Regions from separate parts of the Homo sapiens genome. Here all the other regions are linked to region 1. Evidence: chromatin contacts called from ENCODE Hi-C data. All regions are on one chromosome and are shown on one strand. The core of a region is the stretch at or near the end of the contact, and the rest is flanking DNA. Distances in the headings are between cores, read along the strand shown. Region 1 holds the start of TET2 (tet methylcytosine dioxygenase 2). Region 2 holds the start of LARP7 (La ribonucleoprotein 7, transcriptional regulator). Region 3 holds the start of TRMT10A (tRNA methyltransferase 10A).

Region 1 (2,799 bases), core at 87-2,586:
AGTTGATGATTAGAAAAAGGAGCATTAGAAGGGGGAAGTAACACTACTCGGCAATAGAGAAAAACTCCGGTCAAAGGAAGAGCATAGTTACAGAGCTCCGAATGTCAGGGAAAATCAAGCATCCGTCATTCGGAATTAGCTCTGTATCGGTCGGTTTCTTCATTACTTAATTGTACGGGGGGAAACTACTTCAAAGTAAGGGCTCTTACGAGAGGCAACTTAAGCATTTGAAAGTGCAGGTTTATTTCCTCCTAGCGAGAAGTAGGGGGTCACTAGTGAGAAACCTATTTCAATCTGTGAGACGCCCCCTTCTACTCAGCCCACGTGGCTAAAGTAAACAGAAGGTGGGCCGGGGCGGGGAGAAACAGAACTCGGTCAATTTCCCAGTTTGTCGGGTCTTTAAAAATACAGGCCCCTAAAGCACTAAGGGCATGCCCTCGGTGAAACAGGGGAGCGCTTCTGCTGAATGAGATTAAAGCGACAGAAAAGGGAAAGGAGAGCGCGGGCAACGGGATCTAAAGGGAGATAGAGACGCGGGCCTCTGAGGGTAAGGTGGGCGCAAGCGGAGGTGTGGTGCGGGGAGAGGTGCCAGTGGGTGGAGGCGGGGGCCAGAGCGAGGGCACGTGCGGGTACACTCCGGAGGAGGTGGGTGCGCGCGGGGGCGTGTGCGCGGGACCTCGAAGTGGTGGTGGAGTGCAGACCAGCAAAAAGTTTCAAAGGGAAATCTTAGATGTCACGTCTTTGTCCAGGCACCCGTGCCATCCCAACCTCCCACCTCGCCCCCAACCTTCGCGCTTGCTCTGCTTCTTCTCCCAGGGGTGGAGACCCGCCGAGGTCCCCGGGGTTCCCGAGGGCTGCACCCTTCCCCGCGCTCGCCAGCCCTGGCCCCTACTCCGCGCTGGTCCGGGCGCACCACTCCCCCCGCGCCACTGCACGGCGTGAGGGCAGCCCAGGTCTCCACTGCGCGCCCCGCTGTACGGCCCCAGGTGCCGCCGGCCTTTGTGCTGGACGCCCGGTGCGGGGGGCTAATTCCCTGGGAGCCGGGGCTGAGGGCCCCAGGGCGGCGGCGCAGGCCGGGGCGGAGCGGGAGGAGGCCGGGGCGGAGCAGGAGGAGGCCCGGGCGGAGGAGGAGAGCCGGCGGTAGCGGCAGTGGCAGCGGCGAGAGCTTGGGCGGCCGCCGCCGCCTCCTCGCGAGCGCCGCGCGCCCGGGTCCCGCTCGCATGCAAGTCACGTCCGCCCCCTCGGCGCGGCCGCCCCGAGACGCCGGCCCCGCTGAGTGATGAGAACAGACGTCAAACTGCCTTATGAATATTGATGCGGAGGCTAGGCTGCTTTCGTAGAGAAGCAGAAGGAAGCAAGATGGCTGCCCTTTAGGATTTGTTAGAAAGGAGACCCGACTGCAACTGCTGGATTGCTGCAAGGCTGAGGGACGAGAACGAGGTCAGAGCGCTTCTCTTATGCCGCGAAACTCTCCCTTTCTTCTCCCCTTCGCTTTTTCTCGGGCTTCCAGGGACTGGGGAGCAAACCCTGTAGTGTCACCCACAAATACCAAGAGGGAAGAGGGAAGCTTCACAAATTACTGGAGCCTCTTCAACATGGCTGACAAATATAGTTTTAATTCCCTCTACCCCTTTTAAACCTGTAGTTCTGTGTTCTCTTCTCTCCTCCTAATGCTCGTCCCCTCATCTCCCAGAAAACTTACCTTTGTGCCTCCGACGAGCCGGTTTCCCGGCCTTTTTTAATCCTCAGAAAAGTGATTTTTAAATTTGCTTTCCTTTCTAAAATAGTTCAGCTTTGGGGGCACTACTTTTCCCTTTAATCCTCTTCCCCTGTTTCTTTCGTGTAAGTGAAACGAGTCTCCCGTTTATCCTGAACAACCTCAGAGAGAACACTGATAGGGTGTTTTTCGACCCTTTTATCAGCTGTAGGGTCTGGGTCTGGGTTTGTGTCTGCCTCCTCCTACCTTCTTATCCCCCTTTAGGGGGCTGTACGAAGTGAATGTCACAGGGAGTGGAATTGGAGTACACTGAGTGGGTTTTTTTTTTCCTTAAGTCCGCGCGTTTTGTTAGCGGCGCTGAGTGAAAGAGGAAAGAATAGTTTCTCTGGTTCCCCAAACAAGACCAGAACTCACTTTTCTCAAGGTACATAAGTCAGCGCTGGGCTGAGCCTTCCAGCCTGGGGAATGTATGTAAGAGAATTTATGGACAAATCTGTGTCCCGGCTTTGTGCTTCTCCCGAATCAGCTTCGTTTGGTTCCTTGGTAAGTGACAGGCAGACACAAAGGCAGGCGCAGGCCCGGGGAGGGGGCGGGAGGGGGTGGGGAGCGCAGCGTTGGAGTTGCAAGACTGCAAGGTCAGGGGCGCCTAAAGAAATGAAACCCAATCCCAGCAAAGAAGTGAAGAGCAGATTTATAACAGTCCCATCCAAATTTCTCTTTGGCTTCTCTCTTTGGTCTTTCATCTCTCTGCCTTTCTCTCTGTGTCTCCTCTCTACTCTTTCTTCTCTCTCTCTCATACACATACACACACACACACACACACACACCTCACTCGCATCTTGCTGAATCTTTTCACTGGGACTGCTTGTCTAGTTTTATTAAGCTAATAGGGTTTGTATGGAGAGTTTTCTACCTATGACATAATGAAGTGTGGCCTGGATAGACTCCTGGAAAGGCCGAAAATGAAATATAAGTGTTATTTGCTGGTTATTCCCCTCATGATATACTTTTAATTACATTGAGGGAGTTCTCCCTTCTTCATCTAATGTTTAAGAATTGAGAAAAGGCTTATTTTCCAGCGG
Region 2 (2,799 bases), core at 155-2,654, 7.5 Mb after region 1:
CAGTATTTATCAGTCTCATAATCCTGAAGAATAAGCATTATTACAATTTACAGATTAGGAACCCAGTATTTACTAGTTTAGGATAACTTATATGCTATTTCACAATTGCAAGATAAATTCTCCATTATTTTCCTAAATTGAGATATTACTTCTGGAATGTACAGTTTAAAAAGAACTAAGAAGACTGAAACTCTTAAAGGATGGTTAAATTCGATTATAGGAGAAAACCTAAAAAAAAAAAGCTAACTGGATCTTTTAAAATTTAGAAGAGCTCTAATACTTATTCATTGAAAGTCAACACCCTTTCTTATCTTAGTATTAATCAGAAAAAATTATTTTAGACAACAGCATCATATATATTTAAGTGAGATGCAAAGAGTTTTTTCCAAGTGTTCATCTGTCCACGTCTACCAGACAATTCACCTGTTGACCGACTTCTAATAGGTGAAAGATTAATCTCCAAATAAGTTTTTAAAGACCCCAGATGCTCTGTGATAATTATATACATACATACATACACACAGATATACGTACATACACACATATACATACATATACATTGTGCTACTATATGTACGGACGCAATATATATACATAAAACTCGGTGTTCTCAGTAAAGTATGAGCCATTATTCATTTAAATACTAGATATTTTTCCTTTTTTTTTAAACAAGGAGTATTTTTTGAACCTAAACCTGAACCTCTAAATAGTTCGGATAACAAAGTTTTGGAATCATGAACTCAACATTGTTAACAAACCATCCAGTCCAAATAAACAAAGGAAACCCACATCTCATTTGCCAAGATTCTAAGAACCATAATCCTGTCACCAAATGACAATGGAGACTTGATCCTTTCTCAGTCCTAAATACAAACAGCAAAGCCCTCTTTGGTCCTCATACCTACTCGAAATTGCAAAGCAAGGCCTGGGAAAAACGGTGAAGAGGCACCACTTACTACAAGCAGTCCGAGTAGCTGTGACTGCGACCACCCCAATCCTGGTTCCAAACAGCATCCTTCCCGGTTCTCTTCTTAAGGAGCAGAGTCTTTCGTCCCTTCGCCCCAAATCGCTCAAGTCATTCCTAGGAAATCCCGAGAAACACTTCACCTCACCTGTCAAATTGCACAAAATCCACTTTCGAATTTCTCCCGCGAAACAACGTGACGTCATTAACGCGGGACCTCACCAGATGAGGACCCAAAACTTGGCCCGCCCACCTCCGCCTAAGCCAAAAACCGCCGCTTTCAAATCGCCAATCAAATTCTTCCTTGGCTTCGAGTCTCTCAGCCGGCCGCGCTCTCCGATGCCCAGCCCTCCTGGAACCACCTCGCCTGTGACGTAGGTGGAGCGCGCACTGCCTCCGGGCCCGTCTTTCTCAATTGGGACCGGAAAACGTTGTCGCTCATCCTATGACGCGAAAGTAACCGAGACTATCAGGATCCGGAGACGGAAATGTCCGAAGGCCGCAGTACTTGACCCTGTATTTTGGGAGTCGAACGGAGTAAGTTACAAGCGGCCTATAGGGTCGCACAGCTTGGGCGAAGTCTAATTAACTCTCCGTCCTTTTTCTTGCGGTCCACTCTATCATCTATCGTCCTTCTTACCCCGCCCCCCCGTCCTGCACACCCATCAGTTCCTTGGCCTAGTTATCTATGCGCACGCGCAAAAGTCTTCGGCAGCACTTGTAGTTCCCGTTTTCAGACAGTAAGGGCGCATAGGGGCCCGGCGTGGGGAGGTTTGGGGCGCGCCCGGCCTATGACGGCGTCCTTGCGGAAGTACGGGTGCCGAGAGAAGCAGTAGTCAATAAAGAGAGTGCCGTATTTCGCAGATTGGAGCTGAGCTGTGGCTGCCAGAAGATAGCGAACGTGAGGATTTATATTCTAAAATTATCATCTTCTTTTGCAGGACTCTGCCATCGTCCTCAAAGAGTAAAAAATCCAGTTACGGAAGGGAACTAACACTTGCTAGATATGGTGTGCAGAGTGCGTTTGCAAAGAAACTTAAGAGAAAACAAATGATAGGACACAGGGTGGTGGAAGATCTCAAAGAGTAAGATGCCATTTAACCTGGGCCTTGAAAATTTAATAAGGAAATTTAGACGAGAAGATTCAGACAAAGCAGAACACACAGGCCACTACGTGTTGAGGGACTTGAGTTGTAAGCAGTGACCAGAACAATGATTCTTAACCTGTTGTGGCACACTTCTTTTGAAAACTTAATTATATGGATTAGCTTCTCAGGAAAACGTGCATGTACCTATTAAAACATTTTGCGAGGCTGGGCACGGTGGCTCACGCCTGTAATCCCAGCACTTTGGGAGGCCGACGCGGGAGGATCACTTGAGGTCAGGAGTTCGAGACCAGCCTGGCCAATATGGCAAAATCTCGTCTCTACTAAAAACACAAAAATTAGCGGGGAGTGGTGGTGCACACCTGTAGTCCCAGCTACTCAAGAGGCTTGGTTGGGAGAATCGCTTGAACTCGGGAAGCAGAGATTACAGTGAGCCGGGATCGCGCCACTGCACTGCAGCCTGGGCCACTGAGAGAGGCTGCGTCTCCAAACAAACATTTTTCATATAATTTCCTCAGGAGAAATTACGAAATACTTTTAAATAGCAAACACACACAAATGACTTGGTGTCTTGTCTGACTCACTCTTCCAAGTTATCTATGTCTTTCGTGGTCTTTGAACTATTTTTCAACCCTGTAACTCGCTACAGCAACATGGAAATTAGGTTTGTCCAGTAAAGATGCAATTAATTATTGTCCTGAGCAGTATTTATTAATATTCATTTCAACG
Region 3 (2,799 bases), core at 145-2,644, 5.6 Mb before region 1:
CCTCCCGAGTAGCTGGGACTACAGGTGCGCGCTACCACGCCCAGCTAATTTTTGTTATTTTTAGTAGAGACGGGGTTTCACCACGTTGGCCTGGATGGTCTCCATCTCTTGACCTCGTGATCCACCCGCCTCGGCTTCCCAAAGTGCTGGGATTACAGGCATGAGCCACTGCGCCCGGCCTTTCTTGTTTGTTTGAGACGGAGTTTCGCTCTTGTTGCCCAGGCTGGAGTGCAATGGCGCAATCTCGGCTGATTGCAACCTCCGCCTTCTGGGTTCAAGTAGTTCTCCTGCCTCAGCCCCCCCAGTAGCTGGGATTACTGGCATGCGCCACCACGCCCGGCTAATTTTGTATTTTCAGTAGAGACGGGGTTTCACCATGTTGGTCAGGCTGGTCCCGAACTCCTGACCTCAGGTGATCCACCCGCCTTGCCCTCCCGAAGTGCGGGGATTACAGACGTGAGTCACCGCGCCCGGCCAGGAATGCCCTTTTAAAAGACATGCGGACTAAACGTGGAGGAGCGAAAAGCCCTTTGTTCACTTCAGTTGTCAAGCCTTTTGGGCAGAGGGTTGGGAATGGAAGGGGCAGATGAAATTCTTTCAGAAAGTGACAAGTAATGTGTTGCCATCCTCTTCATATCTGTAGAAAAATTCCCAAATTTAAAGTATTTCAGTGAAATCAAGTAACACTTCGATCTTTATAAAACTGTCCTCAGCTCACAGCACCTGCAGCAACTTCCCCTCGGGCTCTCTACATTTCAGAGAGTTCAGCGACGTCAGCCCTTTGCAGGAAAAATGAGGTAAGGCAGCTTTAAAGAGGTAAAGCCCACGGTCTCTAGCCACGAAGTGGCAGGGCCATAACACGCTTTCCGGCCCTTTAGAGTACAGATTTCCCACTGATTCTTTGCAAACTCACTTTTCACATACTACGGGCCGATGGCAACCCCAAAACACACGCCGACGGAAAGCGCCCCACCACGGGGCGGAGCCTCGCCCACTATCCCTTCTAGGCTCCCAGCCAGCAAACGCATTTCAGAGACGGGATTAAGCTGTCTCTGGCGAACCAGGGAGCAGCTGGGTAGGCCGCGGGGGGCGCCTGTCATCGACGTCATTTCCTTCAGCAAGAGCGCCGCAGGAAACCACTTCCACACCACTGCTCCCCTCTCCCCCGGAAGCCCTTGTTGCTAGTAGGGGGCTGCATGGCACGCGCCCCTTTGCGTCCAGAGAATACCATAGTGCGGGGGAGCGCCAACCAGTGCCAGGACACTTACCGAGCTGAAGAGTTGACAGGGAAGTGAAATCTCAGAAAGAAAGCCTTTCTGGGTTGGCCTGGTTACGGCTCACGCTTCCTTCCACAGAAACTTCAATTCCCAGAGGCAGGGGCGGTAGTTACGCAGTGGAGGCTACGGCGGTTGCGTCTTACGTCATCGAACTGCGGCCATTTCGAACCCGCAATGGAAGAAAGGGGAGGGGTTTATGCGGGGCGGGGTCTGGAGTTAGTGTTTTGGGAGTGGGAGGTAGTTACAGTGATGTCTGTTTTTTCCCGTTCAAGAATTAAGTGTGTACCTGCAGACGTGTATTCATTCATATATTCTTGTGAGTATTGGATGAAGGAATTAAGATAGTCCCACTGTTAAAAATGCAAAACAACGAAGAAAGGCTCCTAATTTTTCTGTGTTGAAAATGAGAGAAAAACATCTCTTGCCTATATTATTTTTAATTTATACAGAAAATTACCATATCACATGATTTTACATAACTCAAGTGGAAAATTAAATTCAAAAAGTGAGTCAGATTCACAATAAAATGCATTTAAATTTAGAATCTGTAAGGCTTTTTTATGGCTGAAGTAAAACAGCCATAGCTTTACTCTTTATTCATTCCTTGAGCTATTTTTCCTATGCTGTTTTGCAAAACATCAGATGACATTTCATTGTTTATAATACTTGACCTTATATAATCTTTTGCTATATATAGATCATGTCAACTGAGAGAGAAATGAAATACAACCCCGTAGATTGTCATTTTCTATTTAGTTTTTTTCTCCTCTACTTCTAATAGGTGATTATTGCAGAATTTGAAGGTAAGAATGAGGTTTGCATCTTGAATAGAAGACTGGCTTCTCATATAGAAAGAATTTTGAAGTAAATTATCCTTGAAGATATTTGAACATGTTTAAAGGCTTCAGTGAATAGAAAATTAAATCCAGAATTTGAGATTCTCTAAAAGAGCCGAAATTTCTTTGACTTTAGTTACAAAACTAAAGTCACTCTTGCCATAAGCCCTTAAATTTTACTTGAAACACTGTATCAGCTATAACACTGTTGTGAGTCCCTCTTCTGTTTCTTCCTCATCTCAAACCTAAAAGATCTTTGTTAACTGAGCACTGGCAAAAAAGTCTGGATCCACTTCTGATCTGTTAGTAGGGCATCTTTTTTCAGCTGCCTCCATATGAGGGCAAAGAGTAGCTGAGGGAGGATTAGTAATTGGATATGTAGCCCTTCACATGTAGGTCATTAAATTCAGGCTGGCAAAGTGATGTGCCAAATCTTTCCACAGCTGTTCAGTTGCTCCTATGGGATCTGTTTTATAAATAATTATACAGTTTTTTCAGAGTTAATACCTGGCCTCCTTAGATATTTTAAACAAAGTTTTAAAGCAAAAAAAACCACTTCATATTCTAATAATGAAGTCAATAAATTTTCTTTTGACATAGACATTTAACTTTGTAGTCATTTGGTGCAAAATTTAAAATGATTCTATTATTAATCCAAAGTAAGCACCAAAAGAGCACCAGCAAAA

The links. A loop is a pair of places that touch in the nucleus more often than their neighbours do. Pooled maps may share reads with other maps.
Region 2: a loop to region 1 is called in a map of endothelial cell of umbilical vein, with 23 times the contacts of the local background. The contact joins the promoter of LARP7 here to the promoter of TET2 in region 1. A Hi-C loop is called at or near these places in 3 of 168 maps with a recorded cell type or tissue (CD8-positive, alpha-beta T cell, endothelial cell of umbilical vein and naive thymus-derived CD4-positive, alpha-beta T cell) and 5 of 50 pooled maps.
Region 3: a loop to region 1 is called in a map of CD8-positive, alpha-beta T cell, with 8 times the contacts of the local background. The contact joins the promoter of TRMT10A here to the promoter of TET2 in region 1. A Hi-C loop is called at or near these places in 2 of 168 maps with a recorded cell type or tissue (CD4-positive, alpha-beta memory T cell and CD8-positive, alpha-beta T cell) and 7 of 50 pooled maps.

The regions. Positions count from the first base shown.
Region 1 is chr4:105,145,540-105,148,338 of GRCh38, forward strand. It overlaps TET2 (tet methylcytosine dioxygenase 2), which reads left to right and starts at 1,337. Exons shown (of 11, transcript NM_001127208.3): 1 at 1,337-1,440. LOC124900868 reads right to left here. Exons shown (of 3, transcript XM_047416559.1): 2 at 1-1,422. The coding sequence ends at 734. RefSeq lists silencers at 599-1,278, 2,242-2,311 and enhancers at 1,349-1,518, 1,862-1,911.
Region 2 is chr4:112,635,739-112,638,537 of GRCh38, forward strand. It overlaps LARP7 (La ribonucleoprotein 7, transcriptional regulator), which reads left to right and starts at 1,405. Exons shown (of 13, transcript NM_016648.4): 1 at 1,405-1,501. ZGRF1 (zinc finger GRF-type containing 1) reads right to left here and starts at 1,171. Exons shown (of 28, transcript NM_018392.5): 1 at 1,113-1,171. RefSeq lists enhancers at 968-1,187, 1,758-1,807, 1,848-1,957.
Region 3 is chr4:99,562,645-99,565,443 of GRCh38, forward strand. It overlaps TRMT10A (tRNA methyltransferase 10A), which reads right to left and starts at 1,395. Exons shown (of 8, transcript NM_001134665.3): 1 at 1,269-1,395. It also overlaps a transcript of MTTP not described here. RefSeq lists enhancers at 499-1,698, 934-1,063, 1,414-1,473.